Linked DNA regions of Homo sapiens: regions 2 and 3 are each linked to region 1. A link is a contact called in ENCODE Hi-C or POLR2A ChIA-PET data. All regions are on one chromosome and are shown on one strand. The core of a region is the stretch at or near the end of the contact, and the rest is flanking DNA. Distances in the headings are between cores, read along the strand shown.

Region 1 (2,716 bases), core at 84-2,583:
CCTTTCCAGATCTCCCCAGGGCTGCCGCCTTCTTATCCCTCAGGTTTCTGCTCAAATATCCCCCTCCAAAGAGGCCCTCCCTGACCAAAGTGCCAATCAGGGCTAGTATCCATCTCTCTCACTGGATGGACCTTCACCAGGGCAGGGGATATGTCTCCAGGGCCACAGCAGGGCCCGGCACACAGTAGGTGCACAGTAAAGGTTTGCTGAAGGCAGTCAGGCTCACCTTGGTACTGCCACCCCATCTCCCAAAACACAGGGTCACAGGGTCTCAGAGGCAGAGCAGGGCCTCCAGGGGGGCCCGTGGATGTGGGTGGTCCAACCATGAGGACTGCCTACCTGCTGGGGGCACAGGCTGCAGCCACCCATCCCCTCGGCTTCCCACGCAGCACCTGTGTTCACCGCCCCCTTCCCCATCTGTCTTCCAGTGATTCCTCCAGAGGCTGCTTGTTTGGGAAGAAGGCTAGATGGCTAAGCAGGTAGGACCAGGTGGAAACACAGCCCATCACTTTGGACTTGGGGACTCTGCCAGTGCCTCCCTGCTCCAGTGTCTGAGGAGGACTTGAGCATAGGAAGGTGCGTGCCTGCTCAGTCCTGGGACTCGTGGGGTGGAGCATTCACCTGGGGACTCGTGGGGTAGAGCTGGGGCTGGGACCACTGCCTGCACCTCCATCTGGGAGCAGGATGAGGGAAGGGCAGGAAACCACTGGGAGGCGCTGGGTGGGAGTTCGCTCTTTGCTCAGTCAACCCTGTCTTGAGACAGCCCTACTCCCACTTGAAAGGCTGAGACAGAAAAGACTGACACCACCAAGTGTGGGTGAGGATGTGGAGCCACAGGGGCAGGGGTGAAATGTGAAATGGTGCAGCCACTCTGTAAAACCTTTTGCTAGTTTCTTCAAAAAAAGTCAAATGTGGCTGGACGCGGTGGCTCACGCCTGTAATCCCAGCACTTTGGGAGGCCGAGGCGGGCGGATCACGAGGTCAGGAGATAGAGACCAGCCTGGCTAACACGGTGAAACCCTGTGTCTACTAAAAATACAAAAAAAATTAGCCGGGCGCGGTGGCAGGCGCCTGTAATCCCAGCTACTCAGGAGGCTGAGGCAGGAGAATGGCATGAACCCGGGAGGCGGAGCTTGCAGTGAGCCGAGATTGCGCCACTGCACTCCTGGGACAGACAGAGTGAGACTGTCTCAAAAAAAAAAAAAAAAAAAAAAGTCAAATGTAGACACGTGCATCCTGGCAATCCCACGTCTAGATATTGGAATAAAATTAAAACACAGGTCCATAAAAACCTGTACAGATGCTTGTCACAGCTCCATTGATAATTTCTGCAATCTGGAAACAAGCCAAGTGTCCCTGGGCTGGTGAAGAGGTAAACACATGGAGGCCTCCATACAATGGAACGAAAAGGAACAGCCTCTTGATACTCCGACACAAGGATGCATCTCCAAGCCAGGCTGGAAAGGCTCCACGCTGCAGGATCCCATGTACATGCTGTTTGGAAAAGGCCAGGCCACAGGACGGGACACAGATGGGTAGTTGCCAGGGCTAGGGCTGGGGCTGGGGGGAGGGACTGACTGGGAAGGGCCACCAGGGAATTTTCTGGTTGCTGGGAATGTTCCATGTCTTGTTCAGAGCATTTACAGGGTATAAACGTGCAAAGTTTACCAGACTTCACATTTGAGATCTGAGGCCACTTCTCCTGATGTAAATTATAACTCAATGAATAAAAGTTTTTAAAAACAACCCAGTTCCATACTCGCCAGCCTGTGCCAGGTTCTTAGCCTGGGGACAGAGCTGGGGCGGGGCGGGTCCCTGCTTTCTGACCGGCAGGGGTGGGAGGGGCCCAGGCTGGGGTGCTGCGAAGGCAACCCAGGGAGGGCGCCCGAGCCCCGCCCAGGCCAGGCCCCAGGCTCTCCCGTGCTCCCGCCCCGCAGAGAGAGGCCGGAAGCGGCCCCGGAGGGCCCATTGTCCGCGCTTCCGTTCCGGCTCCGCCTCGTCCTCCCGCGGCCAGAGGTGCGACCTCTGAGCCCCTGGCCAGCTCCCAGCCGGCCTAGGGGGGCGGGGGCACGGGGCGGAGGTCCCGCAGCCCGTGCTCGTCCCGCCTCGCTTGGAGGGAGCAAGGGCTCCGAGCCCTGGGCCCAGGTCCTGTGCCTCCGCTTCCCCGGCTGCGGGTACACCCCCAGCTTCCCGAGCCCCCCGGGCCCTCGCTGCTCCACCCAGAAGTTGCGGTGACTGCGGCCCCAGCACCCCGTTCCCTGGCCGGGCATCACTTGCGCAGCATGCTGCCCCCAGAGGACAGGGCTACAGTTAGTCGCCCACACCTCATTCACCCCCTTGGGCCCTTGAGCGTCTTAGAAGCCGCAGATGCCAAGGAGGGGACGCTGCCTCGCGGATGGTCACTTGGGAGCAAAGCTGGGGACTAAAGGAACCAGGGACAGAGATTCCTGCTCTCGCCAAATTGGCCGCTCTGGGCCAGGCACTGAGGACACACCGCGAAGCCGGATAGCCAGGTCCTGTCCTCAGGGCCCTGTCCGGAAGAGGACTGGGCAGCCTCGAGTCCGCGGCAATGAATGAATGTTCAATTGCACAGATGGGGAGGCGAAGGAGGGAGGGAGGGAGGGAGGGCAGTCGCTTGGGCGGTCATTGGAGGCTCTGGGAGGCTATGCGCCGGCAAGAAGCAGCGGGGTGGAGGCAGCCCTGCGGGAGTCGGCGA
Region 2 (3,084 bases), core at 1-2,500, 160 kb before region 1:
AGATACGAGCCACTGCACCTGGCCTCTTTTCAATTGTGGTAAAATATACATGACATAAAATTTATCATATTAACTACTTTTTAAGTTTACAGTTTAATGTTAAATACATTTACATTGTTGTGCAACCAATCTCCCAAACTCTTTTATCCTGCTAAACTAAAATTCTATATCCTTCAAATACCTACTCACCCTTCTCTCCTACCCCCAGCCCCTGAAAACCAGCATTCTACTTTCTGTCTCTCTGAGTTTGACTGCTTTACATACCTCATATAAGTAGAGTCATACAATGTTTGTTCTTTTGTGGCTGAGTTATTTCATTTCACGTAATGTCCTCAAGGCTCATCTGTGTTGTAGCATGTGTCAGAATTTACTTTCTGTGTTGTAGCATGTGTCAGAATTTACTTCCTTTTTTTTCTTTATTATTATTTTTTTTTATGAAGACGAGGTCTCACTATGACTCCTGAGCTCAAGCAATCCTTCTCCCTTGGCCGCCCAAACTGCTGGGATTACAGGTGTGAGCCACTGGGCTCAGCTTCCTTCCTTTTTAAGTCTGAATATTATTCCATTGTATATATAGACCACATTTTCTTTATCCATTCATCTGTTGATGGACACTTGTGTTGCTTCTGCTTCTTAGCTATTATGAATAATGCTGCTATGAACATGGGTGTACAAATCAACAAACAATTTTTGAAGGAATGAATGAATGAGTGAAGTTGTAAGTAAAGTATTACCCACAAGTGAAGGACTAAAACGGGTTGAGACGCCTTGCATGGTACATGATTTGCTCAGCTTTCATTGTTGTCTAAGGATTTGTCATGTTTCCAGATCTTGGTCTGTGATGTCTTCATTGCACCTCCATCTTCCATTTCTGGGCCTCCACAAAACAGTAAGAGTAACAGCCACAGATAAAGCACCTAAAGGCCAAGGTGGGAGGATTGATTGCTTGAGGCCAAGCGTTCAAAACCAACCTGGCCAAAAGTGAGTCCCCATCTCTACAAATAAGAAAACAGTGGGTGAGGAGAAGGAGAATTAATTCTTTAGGAGTAGGAGAATTAATTTCTGTGCTTTTTGTTGGTCACTTGCAGAAGAGCATGTGGTCTAAAGTCAGAGGCTGTGGGCTCATTATTAAAATCTTCAGTTGTAGCCACTGAAATCTTTGTGGTTTGCTGCATAGTAATCTACAGTTGTTTACTTCCCAGGCACAATGATGCTATACAATGTGTCTCCTACAATCCTATTACTCATCAACTGGCATCTTGTTCCTCCAGTGACTTTGGTACGTTCTGATTCCTGATGTCCTGTCCTGGAATAACTGAAAATCTGGGCTAAAAATGCTAAAATGCATTCAGAATATGGTGATTTTATCCTGAGAGAGTTAATACTACTTCTCTACCTTCAATGGCTGAGGGGAGGCTGACAGTTATTCTTTAAATTGTGTGGAAACCAAGACAGTGAATGGTGACCTTTACTCTGGTAAGACATCAGAGACTACAGGAAGGGCCCCAGCAAAGGAAATGGTAACAAGATTGGGAGGGCACAGGCATAACTTGGTGTTGCTGCCTTTGGGAAGCCTTCCCTTGGTGTTGCTGCCTCTGGGAAGCCTTCCCTGACTCACCCTGGCAGAGACAGTGCAGTTGTCCTCACCTTTGTATTGACCCACATCTATGTTTATGTGAAATTCTTCACTGTTGCGGTTCTACTTCTTGTGCAATTTGTCGTCATTACTGGTTTAGGTGGCTGTAGCTGTCCTCCCTGAGGGGCTGAACACCTTGAGGAGTTCATCCTGGCCACGGTCCCGTGCCAGCATTACAGCACTGGTGTAGTACTGGCACAAAAGAGGTGTCAGTAAAATGTCTGTGGAGGGAGGAAGGGAGTGAAATTGGGCAGAGGCTTGTAGGTTATTTCCATTAATGGTTGATTCTGTTTTCAGCTCTATCAGTCTGTGTTCGTTGCTAGTGGATACAATGAAGTCACTAGATGAGGAGTCAGAGGCCTAATCCCTCTCAGTGTTCCAGTTCCCTTATCTAAAAGGAGCATGCTACTCACTGTGTCTCACTGATACGGTTCTGGTTCTGAGGTTCAAAAGAGAGAATGGAATTGAAAGCCAATTGTATAAATACATGGAGAAAGGCCTGTCATTTGTTTAACATATTTTATAGCATTTTCTTCATGTGAAGCACTGGTCTGTGTGCTTACACTGGAATATTAAAAAGGCAAAATAGAATCCCTACCCTCAAGGAGCTTGTGGTCTTAGGAGAAGGTGGGATTAAAAAAAATATAATATTAAGTACTAGTATTTATTGAATGCTTGCAGTGTGCTAGGCACTGTTCTAAGGATTAGAAATGAATTTCTATTTGAGCTTTATGACAGCCCCTGAGGTGTCAGGTATTATTCTCATTCCCACCCTACTGATGAAAAAGAGGTAGAGGTCCCTTAGCTAGTAAGTGGAGGAACCAGGGCTTGGACTTTAGACCAGGTGATTGCATACAGAGCCTGCTCTGCTAAGCACTGCTGAAGGAGGCCCAGGAGGAAGGAGTTTCTTCCAGCTTGGGGCTCCAGGCAGGCTTAGTGGAACACAGATAACATGTGCACACGTCAAAATGTTTGGAGGAAGCGTTCTGGACCAGGGGAAAGGCAAAAAATAACTTGTTTGATGTTGCACTTGGCCATGTATTTGTGCACTGGAGTTACCTTCTTGATTGTACTTCGCAACTTGGCAAATAGAAGAATTTGCTTATGTTGTCTAGACATACACTTGCTATGAGGCACTGAGCCAGGGCATCTGGGACAGGGGGGAGCAAGCCTTAGGTGACCAGTGTGCCATGGGAGAGGCACAGCTCAGATAGAGTCATGTGTTGTGATTGAGACCTATGAAAGAAAACTAGATTTTCAGAAAGCATCATTGTTATTTTAAATGCTAGGTTATACTCTGGTTGCAGTGTCAAAGTTATAAACAATGAAACTGTCATTTCTTTGAGAGTCAAATCCCTGAAAAGTTGGCTAGAACTTTACCAATCTATTTTATTTTTCTTCTGAAAGAATGATAGATTCATAGTAAGTTACAAAGATGGTACCAAGAA
Region 3 (2,996 bases), core at 430-2,929, 240 kb before region 1:
GTGCCCCACGCGTCATTTATGCAAATGCTGCTCTAGATCCTCACGTTAGCTGAATGAGGCAGGTACTATTGCTCTCCCTATTCCATGCAGGAGGAAACTAAGGCTCAGCGAGACATATGCCACGTCCCCATGGGTCCACAGCCAAAAGCTCAGTGGAATTCAAATCCACTCTGTCTCCTAAGCTTATGCTCTCTCGGCCACATACCCTCCCCACCCATGTATCGTAAGGGGCATCTGTATATTCTGGGGTTTACCTACCCGCATGGTAAAGGGCTTGTTCAGAGCTATTGCCTGAAATGCCCAGTGCTGCTGACTCTCACTTGTAAATCCACTGGCCTGGATCTGGGGGTCTTCACCTGAAGCCAAGGAGCATAACTTTGCTGTCTACAAAAGTAATGATTGCTGTGGGGTCCAACTATTGTCATTTGTCAGGTCTTACCAAGGTTAAAATGTCTGCCTCTCCTCGTGTGCTATGAGCTGGGAAGTGGGTTAAAGTAAACTCCTAAGAGTGTATCTTAAAAAAAAATGAAGTGCCTTCAAGTGCGCTCCACATCGACTGCTCAGGGCTTAGTTGCACACATCTGGGTGCTCAGCATAATTCCAGAGAACTGCGGATCCTCAGTGGGTGCCTTTTGGATAGGGGAGATGTTCTTGTCCTGCTGACGGGGAGAAAGAACCTGCCCATGTTGACATGCACCTGCTGAGTGCCACAGATTGTTTTTATTGGTCATGGTGATATCCTGGGGCCTAGAATGGAAATGGACTCATTTTCATGCCTAGTAAAACCTTTTTTTTGGGAGGTTTTTTTTTTTTTCTTTTTTTTTGCAGAGAGAGAGTCTTGCTATGTTGACCAGGCTGGTCTTGAATTCCTGGGCTCAGGCGATCCTCCTGCTGTGCCCTCCTAAAGTGTAGGGATCACAGGCATGAGTCATCACATCCAGCCAAAATCTATCTTTTATCTCACCGCAAGCTTTTAATTCATTTCCAACTATTAGGAATTAGTTTGTTTCATAAGCCTGAGATATGTGCAGGATTTTTGAAAGATGATTTCTGTCAGTGTGGAAGCATGTTGCCTCCAGCAGTCGTTAAAACTTTCACCAGCTTGTCTAAGAGTTTGATTCAATGTCTCATCGTCCTCCGACATGCTACTCTTGCTAGTAAACAAGCAAAAGGAAACTGCTAGGGCTCAGGGTTTGGGTGCTACTGAGTGTTTACAAATACTCGAGCTGTAGACAAGCAAATGTTCCCTGACACAGAAGGAAGAAGTGTGCAGGATATTCCTCTTTATCCTCAGCTCTGCTGAGAGAGAGAGAGAGAGAGAGAGAGAGAGAGAGAGAGAGAGAGAGTGTGTGTGTGTGTGTGTGTGTGTTGGGGACAATCACTTGCTTCAGAAGACAGTATTGTGTGATACAAGGAATATCTGGAGTCAGACAGAACTGTGTCCAAATTCCAGCTCTGTCTGACCCTGACCTGTTCCTCTTCTTGGTCTCAGCGTCCTTCACTCTAACACTTGGGTAGTGAGACCTACCCTGAGGGTCACTGAGAGGAATAAAGGGGCCATGTGTGTATAAAGTATATACCCAGAACCTAGTGGATGTTCAGCACGGGATTTCTTACCTTCTCTTTAGAAGTAGGGACATCGTAAGACTTGTCATCCTATTTTATTGGTCTCCCTCTTGGGCAGAAACCCTAAACATTCTGCTCTGTCATCCCCATGAGCCACAACTCTGCCAAACGGGGCCTGCGGATTTGGGAGATCTTGGGAGCTTAGGGGTCATGGATGAGTCAGAGCACACACTATTCAAACTATTCCGTCATAGCTTTGGAATACACAGGAAAGCAACCCTGAGGAATTTCCATTAAACAAACAAAGGTTTGCATCTTTTTTTGATCTTTGCTTGTCTGGTAAAAGCCTGCTTTTGTTATCAAGCCTTCCCAGCGGGAACCTAGGGGAGAGAGACAACAGCCAGGAGCCAAGCCCAGGTTCCAGTAGGAAGGCCCAGGGGCCTCACTTGAAATAGCCACATCTAACCTTTGTAAAGGCTGCTTTCTGCCCATGGCTGCAGAGGCCATTTCCTTTGCTTCTAATTTTTCCAGGAGAGGAAGAAGCGGGGAGAGACCAACAATGACCTGTTTCTGGCAGATGTGTTTTCCTACCAGGGAAGCTCCATGAGGCTGCCAAACTGTACAAGAGGAGTGGGCACGAGAACCTTGCACATGAAATGTGTTGGAAGAAAAGCTGAGTGTTGGGAGAGAAGCTGAGGCAGGGCTTGCATGTTTGCTAGACTTGCTGCTCCTTGCTTCTAGCATTCCCATGTTCTCAAGTAGCCATATGTTTCTCATTCACTTGATACACCGTTTCCTTTCAACCCCCACATCCTCACCACCTGTTTGTTGCAGCCTCCACACTTGTGATAGCCCCCTGGTCCCATTTTGTCTCTCAAACTGTCTTTCTCATTCCTTGGACTCCACTGGACTTCGTCGCCCCCATGACCTGCTGTTGGGTCTGATCACCCCAAAAGAAATGAGGTTTGAGTATGTTAGAGTATGCCAAGGTAACCCACCCTGTCCCAGGCCCATGCTCTGGCTTGGAGCCCACTGGTGATCTCACCCACGGTGTCCAGGTTGTTTTCCCTAAGACTGGTGCAGACAAAAACTAGCAATGGTCTCAGACAGGATGTGGGGAAACTGGTAAACAAAGGACCCATCTACAGCCACTGGTTGAAACTCACCTAAAACTGACCTTTAAGGCTGACACCAAAGGGGCAGAGTATGGCAGTTCAGACCTTCATCAGTGACAGAGCTGGATGGCTGTGGGTCTACACCAGCACAATCCCTTCATTGAGTTGAGGGCTCAGGGCTTCAGGGCTGTCCCCCACAAATCCTCTCAATCCTTGTCAGGAGCCGCCAAGAATCGGTGTCTTCAGGAAGGAGCCGGTCCTGCCGATCATACAGGACGACATGGTGCCTGCCAGCCAAGGTTCCCATAGCACCTG

The links. Hi-C counts contacts between places; a loop is a spot of excess contacts on that map. ChIA-PET counts read pairs that join two places held with the same protein, here RNA polymerase II (POLR2A). Pooled maps may share reads with other maps.
Region 2: a loop to region 1 is called in a pooled map, with 3 times the contacts of the local background. The contact joins two enhancer-like sites. A Hi-C loop is called at or near these places in 2 of 50 pooled maps. POLR2A ChIA-PET finds 5 or more read pairs at or near these places in 4 of 52 experiments (GM12878, H1, HepG2 and 1 more).
Region 3: a loop to region 1 is called in a map of endothelial cell of umbilical vein, with 3 times the contacts of the local background. The contact joins two enhancer-like sites. A Hi-C loop is called at or near these places in 15 of 168 maps with a recorded cell type or tissue (B cell, CD4-positive, alpha-beta memory T cell, CD8-positive, alpha-beta T cell and 12 more), 32 of 37 single-sample maps with no recorded cell type and 22 of 50 pooled maps. POLR2A ChIA-PET finds 5 or more read pairs at or near these places in 6 of 52 experiments (BJ, GM12878, IMR-90 and 3 more).

The regions. Positions count from the first base shown.
Region 1 is chr3:129,624,943-129,627,658 of GRCh38, forward strand. No RefSeq gene overlaps it. Among named protein-coding and RNA genes, the nearest start is that of PLXND1, 20 kb to the left of the region's middle. RefSeq lists an enhancer at 4-613 and a silencer at 1,866-2,195. Within about 2 kb of position 1,334, at least 34 of the 41 ENCODE cell types and tissues checked have a DNase peak (open chromatin) inside an H3K27ac peak, as active enhancers do; they include PC-9 and endothelial cell of umbilical vein, where a contact is called at or near this core.
Region 2 is chr3:129,460,026-129,463,109 of GRCh38, forward strand. It overlaps IFT122 (intraflagellar transport 122), which reads left to right. Exons shown (of 30, transcript NM_052989.3): 5 at 1,203-1,279. Among named protein-coding and RNA genes, the nearest start is that of IFT122, 21 kb to the left of the region's middle. Within about 2 kb of position 1,251, at least 8 of the 41 ENCODE cell types and tissues checked have a DNase peak (open chromatin) inside an H3K27ac peak, as active enhancers do.
Region 3 is chr3:129,387,157-129,390,152 of GRCh38, forward strand. It overlaps the pseudogene RPL32P3. Among named protein-coding and RNA genes, the nearest start is that of SNORA7B, 8.7 kb to the right of the region's middle. RefSeq lists an enhancer at 1,258-2,457. Within about 2 kb of position 1,680, at least 3 of the 41 ENCODE cell types and tissues checked have a DNase peak (open chromatin) inside an H3K27ac peak, as active enhancers do; they include PC-9 and endothelial cell of umbilical vein, where a contact is called at or near this core.